Regions from separate parts of the Homo sapiens genome. Here region 2 is linked to region 1. A link is an interaction called in ENCODE POLR2A ChIA-PET data of the cell type or tissue named here. Cell type or tissue: K562. All regions are shown on one strand. Links, peaks and the distances in the headings refer to the core of each region. The heading gives the core; the rest is flanking DNA.

The links. Peaks named below come from ENCODE experiments on the same cell type or tissue, not always from the same donor. Only the 100,000 strongest peaks of a DNase experiment are listed, where the experiment ranks them.
Region 2: POLR2A ChIA-PET joins it to region 1 with 8 read pairs; 1 of 35 experiments calls an interaction of 5 or more read pairs at or near these places.

The regions. Positions count from the first base shown.
Region 1 is chr9:126,839,816-126,846,162 of GRCh38, forward strand. No RefSeq gene overlaps it. Among named protein-coding and RNA genes, the nearest start is that of ZBTB34, 18 kb to the right of the region's middle. In K562, for the core only: no CTCF peak of the experiment used is centred there; a DNase peak (open chromatin) is centred at 2,806.
Region 2 is chr9:128,619,459-128,625,430 of GRCh38, forward strand. It overlaps SPTAN1 (spectrin alpha, non-erythrocytic 1), which reads left to right. Exons shown (of 57, transcript NM_001130438.3): 45 at 1,700-1,798; 46 at 4,870-5,029; 47 at 5,645-5,721. Among named protein-coding and RNA genes, the nearest start is that of DYNC2I2, 34 kb to the right of the region's middle. In K562, for the core only: a CTCF peak has its summit at 5,366; a DNase peak (open chromatin) is centred at 2,754.

The DNA.
Region 1 (6,347 bases), core at 1-5,000:
TAAGCTTGAACTTGCTGTAACAGTCTGTTATTCCGTAAATGATGTAAAATATGTTCTTTCTCAGTGCAGATAAGTAAAGGATAAGAACGCTGTACCCTTGGTTCCAACTCTTAGGTTCTTTTTAAGAAAATGTTCTACGTTTAAAGTTTAGTGAGTGAAGATGGGTGCGAATAACATTTTTTTCCTTTAACAGGGAAACAGAAAGTGAAGTAGTGGTGGGGAGAGGAGTCTTGGGGACTTTTTCTGAACTGGTTTGACTTGTTTGAATCAAAACCAAACAATTTGCTGGGTGCACTGGCTCATGCTTGTAATCCCAGCACTTTGGGAGGCTGAGGTGGGCAGATCACCTGAGGTCAGGAGTTCGAGACCAGCCTGGCCAACATGGTGAAACCCCGTCTCTACTAAAAATACAAAATTAGCCGAGTGTGTTGGCACATGCCTGTAATCCCAGCTACTCGGGAGGCTGAGGCAGGAGAATTGCTTCACCCAGGAGGTAGGGGTTGCAGTGAGCTGAGATTGCACCACTGCACTCCAGCCTGGGCGACAGATACTCCGTCTCAAAAAAAAAATTTTTTTTTTATTTTAAAATATTGTACCACTTTTAATTTCTTCCAAATAAGCCAAAGTTTACATTGCAAGTAGCTTGATGCAGTTACAGGAAGGAGTTACCATTGTCCTTTGAGGGACTTTGTGGGCTCTATAAAAAAGGATAATTCATAAGCAATATTGTAGGTAAATACATATTATTTTTTAAAAGTGGCTTTTTACTTAGACTACAGTGATTATGAGATCTGTTTTTTTCCCTCATTCCAAAATAAGAAACCAATACAAAAGCCATTAAATGTATTTATAACTTAATAAGATACTATGTTGCTCCCCAGAGTATTCTGGTCTGCTTAGTGCAACAGCTAACCTTTGTTAATGGAAGCTAAAGGCTTGCCTCTAGAACTGCCACCGTTAATTAGATAGGGACGGCAATGTCACCTACCTGGCAGGGTTGGTGTCAGGGTGAAGGCTTAATCCATGGAAAGCGTTTAGAACGCCGCAGAACACAGTGGCCCCGGGGAAATGTAAATGCTAGCAAGGAGTGAGCCCTTTGGTCACTGTGGCACGTGAACTTAAAACTGCTGTGGTCGGGAGCGGATGGGGAGGGGTCAATGCTCCTTTTACCCGCCCATTCCTTGGAGTAGGCCTTGATGATAGCTTTTCTACTAGTTTGAAAATCACTGGACTTGTATTCCTGGGGTTAATTTCTACATGTATTTCCTAAACCTGAGGGTTCAAGTAGGGTTAGCTGCTGGTACCAGTCCTAGAGCACAGTCTGGGGGTGTGTTAATTTGGGGTTAGCAATGCTGTGATAAAATCTCACTTATTAGGATTCTCGGGAAAGATCCTCAACTGCACAGCGTTCCACTCAGGATAGAGGGATGACAACGCTGTAAATGCTGCTGGAATTCCTTCAGGATCTGGCTTAGCTAGAAATTCTAGGCTTAAACATGACAGCAAAGTGACCTTCAGCCAAACTAGAAAGGACTCATTTTTGCTTCACATAGAGCATGTCATATTGTGTGAATCTCTTTTGTCTATTCATAATATGAAGAATATAAGCGAATTTGTCTTGGAGAGAATTTTTTTTTTACTGCAGTTCTATATATTTATTGGCCTCTGAACACCCACTCAACTCACTAAACACTATGCCGACTTTAATAGATATAAGAAAAATTGGGATTATGGAGTAAAAATAACAGCTCTAAGTGAAGATCCACTACATGCTTAACATGTGTTAAGAACGCAACTTGGATTAACTCCTTTATAACAGAACCATGAAGGAGAATTTCCTTCCAGGCCTCATGTAGCGGAAAAGGATGACAGCTTCCTATTCTGTTGGTGAGATGTTTTTCTTCTTCAGGGAAACCCCTCTGTAAGGGCTTCCTCCTGGGCCAGCAGGGATGTCTATGTCTGGAGTGAGATGCAGACAGTTGTCCCTCTCAGGGCACCAAGGCCAGCTTCTGATGCTCGGGAGCAAGGACCTAAGTAGGCCAGGCTGTCCTACTGACGCCTTTAGGTGGTGGGTGACTCGCCGGATCCCCCTCAGGCTCTTGCACTGGGGTCTCTGAGGAGAAATAGAGACTCCACCCCCAGACTGTGCTCTAGGACTGGTACCAGCAGCTAACCCTACTTGAACCCTCAGGTTTAGGAGATACATGTAGAAATTAACCCCAGGAATACAAAGTCCAGTGATTTTCAAACTAGTAGAAAAGCTATCATCAAGGCCTACTCCAAGGAATGGGCGGGTAAAAGGAGCATTGACCCCTCCCCATCCTCTCCTGACCAGAGCAGTTTTAAGTTCACGTGCCACAGTGACCAAAGGGCTCACTCCTTGCTAGCATTTACATTTCCCCGGGGCCCACCGTGTTCTGCGGCATTCTAAACGCTTTCCATGGATTAAGCCTTCACCCTGACACCAACCCTGCCAGGTAGGTGACATTGCCGTCCCTATCTAACAGGAGAACACTAACTTTCACAGATGTAAGAAACCCAGGCAGCCGGTGTCCTGGGCCCCACTGAGCTAGCTACGCGTGCCCTGTTGCTATCTTGTGACTGCCGGCCCAAGGGCCCAGAATGTCAGAGGAAACCCCACTCTGCCTGCTGGCGCCCTAGAGAGGGGTTCTAAAGGCCAGGGGTTTATCTGGGCCCCTGACCATTGCCCTAGTGTTTATCTCCAAGAGACTGTGGGTCTCAACACCAGCAGAACCTGCTTATCTCCACGTTTTTGGGCCCCAAGCTGGCCTACCCTGTTCCCATTTGCTCTGGGACAGCCACTCCCTCACAGCAGCCTCAACTCCACACGTAGTCTTCTGCCCTTGACTGCTCCAAGGCCTCCTCCTAAGCAGATCTGATGCCATCATCTCCCACGTGAGGTCCGCCTGACAGGATCTCAGCTCCTCAGCTTGGCCTCCAAGGCCCTTCCAGATCTGACACCAGCCCTCTTGTTGGTTCTGTTCCTCTGCTCCCCACTTGGGACCTGGGTACTCTCCTAAGGCTTCTCTTGGCTCTTCCATGATGATTCTGCCTTGAATATTCCCTCCTCCTCTTTTCTATTCACTCCCCTGTGACTTTTCCCCTCCTGGGTGAGCTCCTTTCTATTGTTCTAGGCTCTGCAAAAATCATTGCCAAGACACCTTCCCTGAGCATCCCACCCAGCTGCTTAGCACTCAGTGATCCCATTTCAATTTTTTTTTTTTTTTTTTTTGAGATGGAGAGTCTCCCTCTGTCCCCCCAGGCTGGAGTGCAGTGGCATGATCTTGACTCACTGCTACCTCCACCACCTGCATTCCAGCGATTCTGCTACCGCAGCCTCCCGAGTAGCTGGGACTACAGATGCCTCCCACTACGCCTGGTTAATTTTTGTATTTTTAGTGGAGACAGGGTCTCACCATGTTGGCCAGGCTGGTCTTAGAAGTCCTGACCTCAAGTGATCCACCCACCTCGGCCTCCCAAAGTGCTGGGATTACAGGGGTGAACCAGCACGCCTGGCCCCATTTCATTTTGAACTTGGCTCTGCTGTGGCACTTGTCACTTGGTAATTTTGTATATACCATCCATCTTCACTCCCCTCCCCGCCACACACACCCACATGTCCCCTGCTAGACAGCAGGCTCCTCCGAAACAGGAACTATGACTTCATTGTCTGCCCGTTCCTGGCACAGTCCTGTTCCACACTCAATCAATACTGCTGATTTTTTTTTTTTTTTTTTAATGAATGCAGATTCACTGTTGAGTCTTTACCAGTTACAGCCATGAACTTTTTGCTTCCAAGATCTTAGGAAGTACAGGCACACAACAATGTTACGAAGTGCCCTCTTCCAACTGAATGTCACCTAAGTGTTGCCAAAATTGCCTGTTACCTGAGAATTCTGAGATAAGTATGGGTCTTCTTTTCTAACCCAAATGAAAGATTTTATATCTCAGCAGACAGCTGAAATACTGGACACTGGTTTATGTAAGTTAGGCAGAAGGTGGCAGTGGGATTGATCAGAAAAGGGTTTCTGGTAGAGTCAGTGTGTGTCAAGAGAATGACAGCTGGCAACTAGCTTTGGAGGTAGAATAAATGGAATTGACACATTCTCGATTAAATATACCAGAACTATAGTTATAAAAATTGACTAATTTTGTTGTTAATTTCTGCTGGGAAGCTTGTTCTAGAAGGGCATATTTTCAGTGAGGTTTTGGCACAATCTAAAGCAGATGGTTACATGTTATTTGGTGCTTCATCTAATACTGAAATTTGTGGCAATTGATTAAGGACCGAAAGTTGCTTTTGGACAACTTTCAAATTGTGATTTCACCAATCTGAGCTCCAAGTGACAGTAGCACGTTGTAGTCAGGAAACACAGAATGTGGGCTAGATAACTTAGGAGGTTATATGTAATAAAAAACTGTTTCGTGTGAGTCAGCTCTGAAGAGTATGGTGTGAGCCTGTTCAGACCACCCGAAGTTAGAAAGGGCAGGAGTGAAGTCTGTGACTCACACAGGGAGCTCTGCCAAGGAGGTGCCATGCAGTTCTGCTGGCAGGGGCTTCAGAAGCATCTTAGGACAACTGTTTCCAATCTTTTCAAGTACTGTGGAAGGATGGATATTTATTTATTTATTAATGAATGAATGAACGAGACAGAGTCTCACTCTGTCGCCCGGGCTGGAGTGCAGTGGCATGATCTCGGCTCACTGCAACCTCTGCCTCCTGGGTTCAAGCAATTCTCGTGTCTCAGCCTCCCGAGTAGCTGGGATTACAGGTGCGCACCACCATAACTGGTTTTTTGGGGTTTTTTTTTTTTGTATTTTCAGTAGGGATGGGGTTTCGCCATGTTGCCCAGGCTGGTTTCAAACTCCTCAGCTCAGGAAATCCACCCGCCTCAGCCTCCCAAAGTGCTGGGATTACGGGCTTGAGCCACTGTGCCCGGCCTGTTTTGGACATTAGAAAATTTTGCAGAGCATCCCCTCCACCACATAATAGTTGGTCAAGAAAAATTCAAAATCACAAAACTATTATGAATTCAGTAATGCTTAATGCATTTACATTTATTCTTCAAAAAAATATACAATTGATGCCTGTAATCCCAGCATTTTGGGAGGCCGAGGCGGGCGGATCACCTGAGGTCGGGAGTTCGAGACCAGCCTGACCAACTTGGAGAAACTCCGTCTCTACTAAAAATACAAAAAATTAGCTGGGCATGGTGGCACATGCCTGTAATCCCAGCTACTCGGGAGGCTGAGGCAGGAGAATTGCTTGAACCCAGGAGGCGGAGACTGCAGTGAGCCGAGATGGTGCCATTGCACTCCAGCCTGGGCAATGAGAGCAAAACTCCATCTCAAAAAAAAAAAAAAAAATTGATAGTAGTGCAAATATATGGGGGACCTCAAAAGTAGCTTTATATCCTTCCAGAGTCTGTTCTTTGGCTTAGTCATTCACTCCTTTATTTACCAAATATTTATTGACCATCAGCTTTGACTCTGGGCTGGGTCTACAATGGTGATTTCCCTGTCTTCAGGGGTTGTGAAAATCAGTACACAAAGTAGATAGGTCCCTTGCTGTCTGTGTCTCATAATTGGCTAAACCTTATGAATCCAGACCTATAAATAAAATTTAACCATCAACTTACAGAGAACAATTCTCAAAGCTAACTGTGCTTGGTAACTAGGACACTTTTTTTTTTTTTTTTTGAGACGGAGTCTCGCTCTGTTGCCCAGGCTGGAGTGCAGTGGCACAATCTCAGCTCAGTGCAACCTCTGCCTCCCGGGTTCGAGCAATTCTTCTGCCTCAGCCTCCCTAGTAGGTGGGATTACAGGCATGCGCCAACGTGCCTGGCTAATTTTTGTATTTTTAGTAGAGACGGGGTTTCACCATGTTGGCCAGGCTGTTCTCGAACCCCTGACCTCGTGATCCACCCACCTCGGCCTCCCAAAGTGCTGGGATTACAGGCATGAGCCACCGTGCCCGGCCTAACTGGGACACTCTTAACTGTGAATATGGTCCAAGCTACTGAAATTAATTGATCTGTAGGACAAGACCAAAGTTAAGGCCACTTCTTGTAATAGCTGTGTAGCTATCTTCAATCACATCTCCTTTGCTGGGTGCTTTCAGTTAACTCATAACTTATCACCTGACTTTGAAAAGGGGCAAAACTTCTCCATCAAAGGTTTCTATTTCTGCCTCCTAGGCTTTTCCCATTCCCCTATTTGAGCAGAACCTTTTTCTTATGTTTCACCTGCCATAGTTCAGCACGTTGACTTCACAAGGGCAGCATGGAAGCTGTAGAATAAATCAGACCCTCAAACAGCAGTATCCA
Region 2 (5,972 bases), core at 871-5,870, 1.8 Mb after region 1:
TTTCCTTGCCTCTTCCAGTTTTTGCTGGCACCAGGCGCCCTTGGCATGTGGCAGCATCACTCCAGTCTCTGCCTGTCTTCACGTAGCCATCTTCCCTCTGAGTCTGTCTTCACTTGGCATCACTCTGTGTGTCTATTCACATTTCTGTGTTCTGTTGTAGGGACATCAGGTCTATTGGATTAGGGTCCACGCTAATGACCTCATCTTACCTTTGCAGAGGACATTTGCAAAGATCTTGTTTCCACATTCATGGGTACCAGAAGTTAGGACTTCACCATCTCTTGAGGGGGACACAGTTCAGCCCATCACATACTCCCTAAATTGGTTAACTGTTGCTACATAACAACCCGCCTAAATGTAGTGGTTGAAAGCAGCACCCATTTCTTACTTCCAATGGATCTGTGGATCAGCGGCATCTGCAGCTGTCACTGGAGGTCCTTCACGCTCCTGCATTCAGGCAGAGCGTGGCTGGGCTGAGAGATCCATCACACACTGGCAGCTGAGCCTGATTGTCATCCAGCCTGGACATCTCTGTTCCCCTCCACATGGCCTGTTGTCCTCAAGCTGGCTAGACCAACCTCCTTCAGCAGCATTCAGACAGGCAAAGGCAGGAGCTGCAAGATGTCTGCGGCCTCACACATCATCCTCACTGCCTTCTGGCCAAAGCAAGTCCCAAGGCAGCCCAGAGGCATAGGTGGATAGATTCCCCTCTGGAAAGGAGATGCTGCAAAGTATCATGGTCAGATATGACTAAATTCCTGCCCCCAGATGTGGAAGCAGGAGTGTGCACTCCCAGGAATCGAGTTAGCTTTGAGCCACCTTCCTCACCATGGGAAGCATCCTCCCGCTGGTCAGGGTGATTCAGGTAGAATTTAGATGGTCAGTCATTTCCCATCCTCTGCATAGTTGAGTTCCCTGGAAGCAACCAAAAAGGCATGGTCTGCAGTGCTTAAATTGTACTAAGGAAAAGACCTGGGGCCAGGTGCGGTGGCTCACACCTGTAATCCCAGCACTTTGGGAGGCCAAGGTGGGCAGATCACCTGAGGTCAGGAGTCCGAGACCAACCTGGCCAACATGGTGAAACCCCGTCTGTACTAAAAACTACAAAAATTAGCTGGGTGTGGTGGTGCACACCTGTAATCCCAGCTACTTGGGAGGCTGAGGCAGGAGAATCGCTTGAACCTGGGAGGCAGAGGTTGCAGTGAGCCAAGATCACGCTGCTGCACTCCAGCCTGGGCAATAGAGCAAGAACTCCGTCTCAAAAAGAAAAAAAAAAGACATGACTTGGAAGGCCTTTTCTGAGATGTGTTCAAGTTAAACCTTAAAAATGTGTCGTTTTTGTTTGGGTGTATATCTTCAGCTTGCTTTGTGTCATTCTTGTGGTCCTCTTGGGGGAGAGACCATAAGTCACTGTTGATGGATGACAAAGGGTTTGACCCTTCCCAAAGGTCCAAAGACTGTCCCTGCTGAAGCCTGTCCCACCACTGCTGGTTACTCTCACTGCCTCACTGCCTCCTGTTTTCCTTCCTTTTATGATTCTCTATTTATTAATGTTCCTCTTTATTATCCTCTTCCCCAGCTAGACTGTAATGTGTGCATGGACAGGGACCATAGCAGTTTTGTCACTCTCTGTCCCCGGGGCCTAGCCCACAACACATAGCAGGCTCTCAATAGTGTGCCTTGGCTGCTTCTACTCCAGGGCTTACTGAAGAAACATGAAGCTTTTGAGACAGACTTCACCGTCCACAAGGATCGCGTGAATGATGTCTGCACCAATGGACAAGACCTCATTAAGAAGGTGAGTCCAGCCCATTGGTAAGACCTCCATCGCCCACTGGGACACCCACGTGTTGGTACCACAGAGGTCCCCCAAAGTTCACTTCCTGGGATGTTCACCAAACCAAGGTCTGCGTGGAGACCAGCAGCAATTCCATTCCTGTGTTTCGTGACAAGTTGGATATTTCCCCCTTTTTGAAGCCAGTAAAGTTATTCTGCAGTGCTTATTTTTTCTGCATTAAGCAACAGAGACACTGGCACTCCCAAATGCTGCTCTTAGTTTATTTCTCAAGCAATACAGTCTCTTTATAGGGACAGTAGAAAATGCAAATAAGCAAAACATAAAATAAAAATTACCCATAAAGCCCCACCCTGACACCACACATTAGATCTTTGTGTCTGACCTGCCAGACCTTTCTTTTCTCTCCACAGGTTTAGAGCTACCAGCTAGATCAAACAGCCGCAGACTCCCGTTTAATAGGATCATATCACTCCATAAATTATCAAAAACCTCGAGGCTGTACAGGGCATTTTAGAAATGAATCTACTTCATTCGCAGCCCTTTTGGGAGAAAAAATAAAGGGGCTTGGTGCTTTCTCAGCAGCAGCGAAGCCACATCCCTCCCACACAGAAGCTCTAGACTGAAGGCAGTGTGTCCGTGGGTCGGGAATTCACCAGCAATCACTCAGGTGCAGTGACGCACCTGGAGTGCCTCAGGACAGAGGTTTTAACAGCTATGGTTTCCTGTCACACACACATCATGAGTAAGATTTCTCATCACAGAGGTTGCACTCAGCAGTCATGGCCTTCAGACTAGGGTTTGATCCATAGGCAGCAACAATGTAGCTAAAATCCACTTCACTGGAGAGCTTTTCTTCCTTGCTCTGATCTGCAAATAAACTTGCGTGAAACTAATTTCAGCTACAGCCATGTATAGATGTAGACGTGGCTCCTGCACACTTAACCCCCTGACACACACCCAGACAACATTCTCTGTTCTTCAAGCCAGGAGATCACCAGTGTGAGTGTCCTTCAGCCTCCTGGCAACGAGCCAGCTGCTTTTTTTTTTTTTTTTTTTTTTTGCGACGGAGTTTCGCTCTTGTTGCCCAGGCTGGAGTGCAGGGGTGTGATCTGGGCTCACCGCAACCTCCACCTCCCAGGTTGAAACGATGCTTCTGCCTCAGCCTCCCTAGTAGCTGGGATTACAGGCATGTGCCACTATGCCCGGCTAATTTTGTATTGTTAGTAGAGATGGGGTTTCTCCATGTTGGTCAGGCTGGTCTCGAACTCCTGACCTCAGGTGATCCGCCCTCCTCGGCCTCCCAAAGTGCTGGGATTACAGGCATGAGCCACCACCCCCGGCCAGCGAGCCGGCTGCTTTGTCCTCAGCGACAGCCTGTTTCCTCTTTGAATTTATCTTTCAATTCTTTTTTCTTTTTATTTTCCCCCTTTCCACAGGTGTTAAAGAATTTCTCTTTAAATTCAATGTGACTTGTAGTATGGTTTATTTATTTATTTATTTATTTATTTATTTTTTAGACGGAGTCTCACTCTGTGGCCCAGGCTGGAGTGCACTGGCGCAATCTCACCTCACTGCCACCGCCACCTCCTGGGTTCAAGTGACTCTCCTGCCTCAGCCTCCTGAGTAGCTGGGGTTACAGGCGCCTGCCACCACGCCCAGCTAATTTTTGTATTTTTATTAGAGATGGGGTTTCACCATGTTGGTTAGGCTGGTCTCAAACTCCTGACCTCATGATCCGCCTGCCTCGGCCTCCCAAAGTGCTGGGATTACAGGCGTGAGCTACTGTACCCAGCCAATTTTTTTATTTTTATTTTTTGAGATGGAGTCTTGCTCTTGTCGCCCAGGCTGGAGTGTAGTGGCACGATCTCGGCTCACTGTAGCCTCTGCCTCCCGGGTTTCAGCAGTTCTCCCACCTGAGCTTCCCTAGCTAGCTGGGACCACAGGTGGGTGTCAACACACCTGGCTAATTTCTTTCTTTTTTTCTTTTTTTTTTTTAAGAGATGGGGTCTCACTATGTTATGTTGCCCAGGCTGGTCTCCAACTCCTGGGCTCAAGTGATTCTCTCGCCTTGTGCTGAAATTACAGGAGTGAGCCACTGCACCCAGCCCTGTATGTGTAGTATTTTAAGTGATATGATTCAGTTTTTTTCTATCAAAAATAATACTAATGAATATATCATCTTAACTTCAAATTTCAGCCCATTCGTTTTTTTTGTTTGAGACAGAGTCTTGCTGTGTTGCCCAGGCTGGGGTGCAGTGGCATGATCTCGGCTCACTGCAGCCTCCACCTCCCAGGTTCAAGCAGTTCTCATCCCTCAGCCTCCTGGGTCACTGGGATTACAGATGAGTGCCACCAAACCTGGCTAATTTTTTTTTTTTTTTTTTTTTTGTATTTTTTAGAAGAGACAGGGTTTCACCATATTAGCCAAGCTGGTCTTGAACCCCTGGCCTCAAATGATCTGCCCACCTCAGCCTCCCAGAGTGCTAGGATTACAGGCGTTAGCCACTGCGCCTGGCCCATATTTCTTTAGAATTAATTCCTTGGACCGGCTGGGCACTATGGCTCACACCTGTAATCCCAGCACTTTGGGAAGCCGAGGTGGGCAAATCACCTGAGGTCAGGAGTTCGAGACCAGCCTGACCAACATGGTGAAACCCCCATCTCTACTAAAAATAATTAGCTGTGCATGGTGGTGTTCGCCTATTAGTCCCAGCTACTCGGGAGGCTGAGGCAGGAGAATCTCTTGAACCCGGGAGGCGGAGGTTGCAGTGAGCCGAGATCACGCCACTGCATTCCAGCCTGGGCGACGGAGTGAAATTCACTCCGTCTCAAAAAAAAAAAAAAAAAAAAAAAAAAGAATTCCTAAAAGTAGAATTGTCAGTACGTGTATTTGTGTGAAGCCTTTGACCGCATTGCTCTTACAAAAGCCTTACCCTATCATTGTTTACCCAGCAGTGGACAGGGGAGCAAGTGGCCCATTTTATAGAAGTTTAGAGCCTTTCCAGGGAGGGCATAGTCAGGTAACCACAGCAGGTAAGGCTGACCAGTGTGTGCCTCTCTCCATGGCCTAGAACAATCACCATGAGGAGAACATCTCTTCAAAGATGAAGGGCCTGAACGGGAAAGTGTCAGACCTGGAGAAAGCTGCAGCCCAGAGAAAGGCGAAGCTGGATGAGAACTCGGCCTTCCTTCAGTTCAACTGGAAGGCGGACGTGGTGGAGTCCTGGATCGGTGAGCACTGTCAGCAAGGCCCGGAAGAGCCTTCCCAGAGCTGCTCTTTGTCTCCTTCCGTGTCATTGGTTTTCTTCTGCAGAGAAGAAACTGATCAATTGTGGGCATGGCAGAGAACCTACTACCAGGGCAGACCACTGACTGCCAGCTAGGAGGAGACAGTGTCCTGAGGCCAGAACTGCCACCCGGAACTGGGCTGGCACCAGGGTCAATAAACAAAAGCCTGTAAACGCTGCTGCACGCAGAGATGGCATAATGTGACGTCATGGCATGAACAAAGTTGGCACAGCAAAGGCACCACTAGCTGCCCTGGTCAGGGGCGCCACCCAGCTCCTGGGTGAGGGAAAACTGGGTCCGGATATCGGGGTCCACGTGTCCTGGGTAGTAGTAATAGCAACTGAACTAGAAGACGGGCTGCAGGGAGCTCGTCATGGCACAGATGGAGGCCAGGCCTGGGTGCAGGGAGGGGCCTGCTAATGTGGGTTCTGAGGCTGTAGTTAGGAAGATTGGGATTTATCTGTACACAAAAAATGGTTTGTCTGGGTTTTGATGTTTTTCCTTTCTAATCCATCTCCACTGAGGAGGGCAGTATATTTTCCACACTTCGTTTTCTAGGTGAAAAGGAGAACAGCTTGAAGACAGATGATTATGGCCGAGACCTGTCTTCTGTGCAGACGCTCCTCACCAAACAGGTCTGCCCTGGCCCCTTCACTGGTTGAAATGTATGCAGATAGCATCTGTGAGATGACTGGTGGCGTCTTTCACTGAGGCATTTATCTTCTGTTAGCCCCTGGGGATCAGCAGGAAAAAGATCCTGTCCTGGTCCTCAGGGAGCTTCCAGACTAACTGGGGAAGCAGACACAGAACCAGGCATCTCTGCAGCAGCCTGCTGGGTGCTGACGGGACTGGGCACTGCAGGAGCACTCACTCAGTTTTCAGCAGG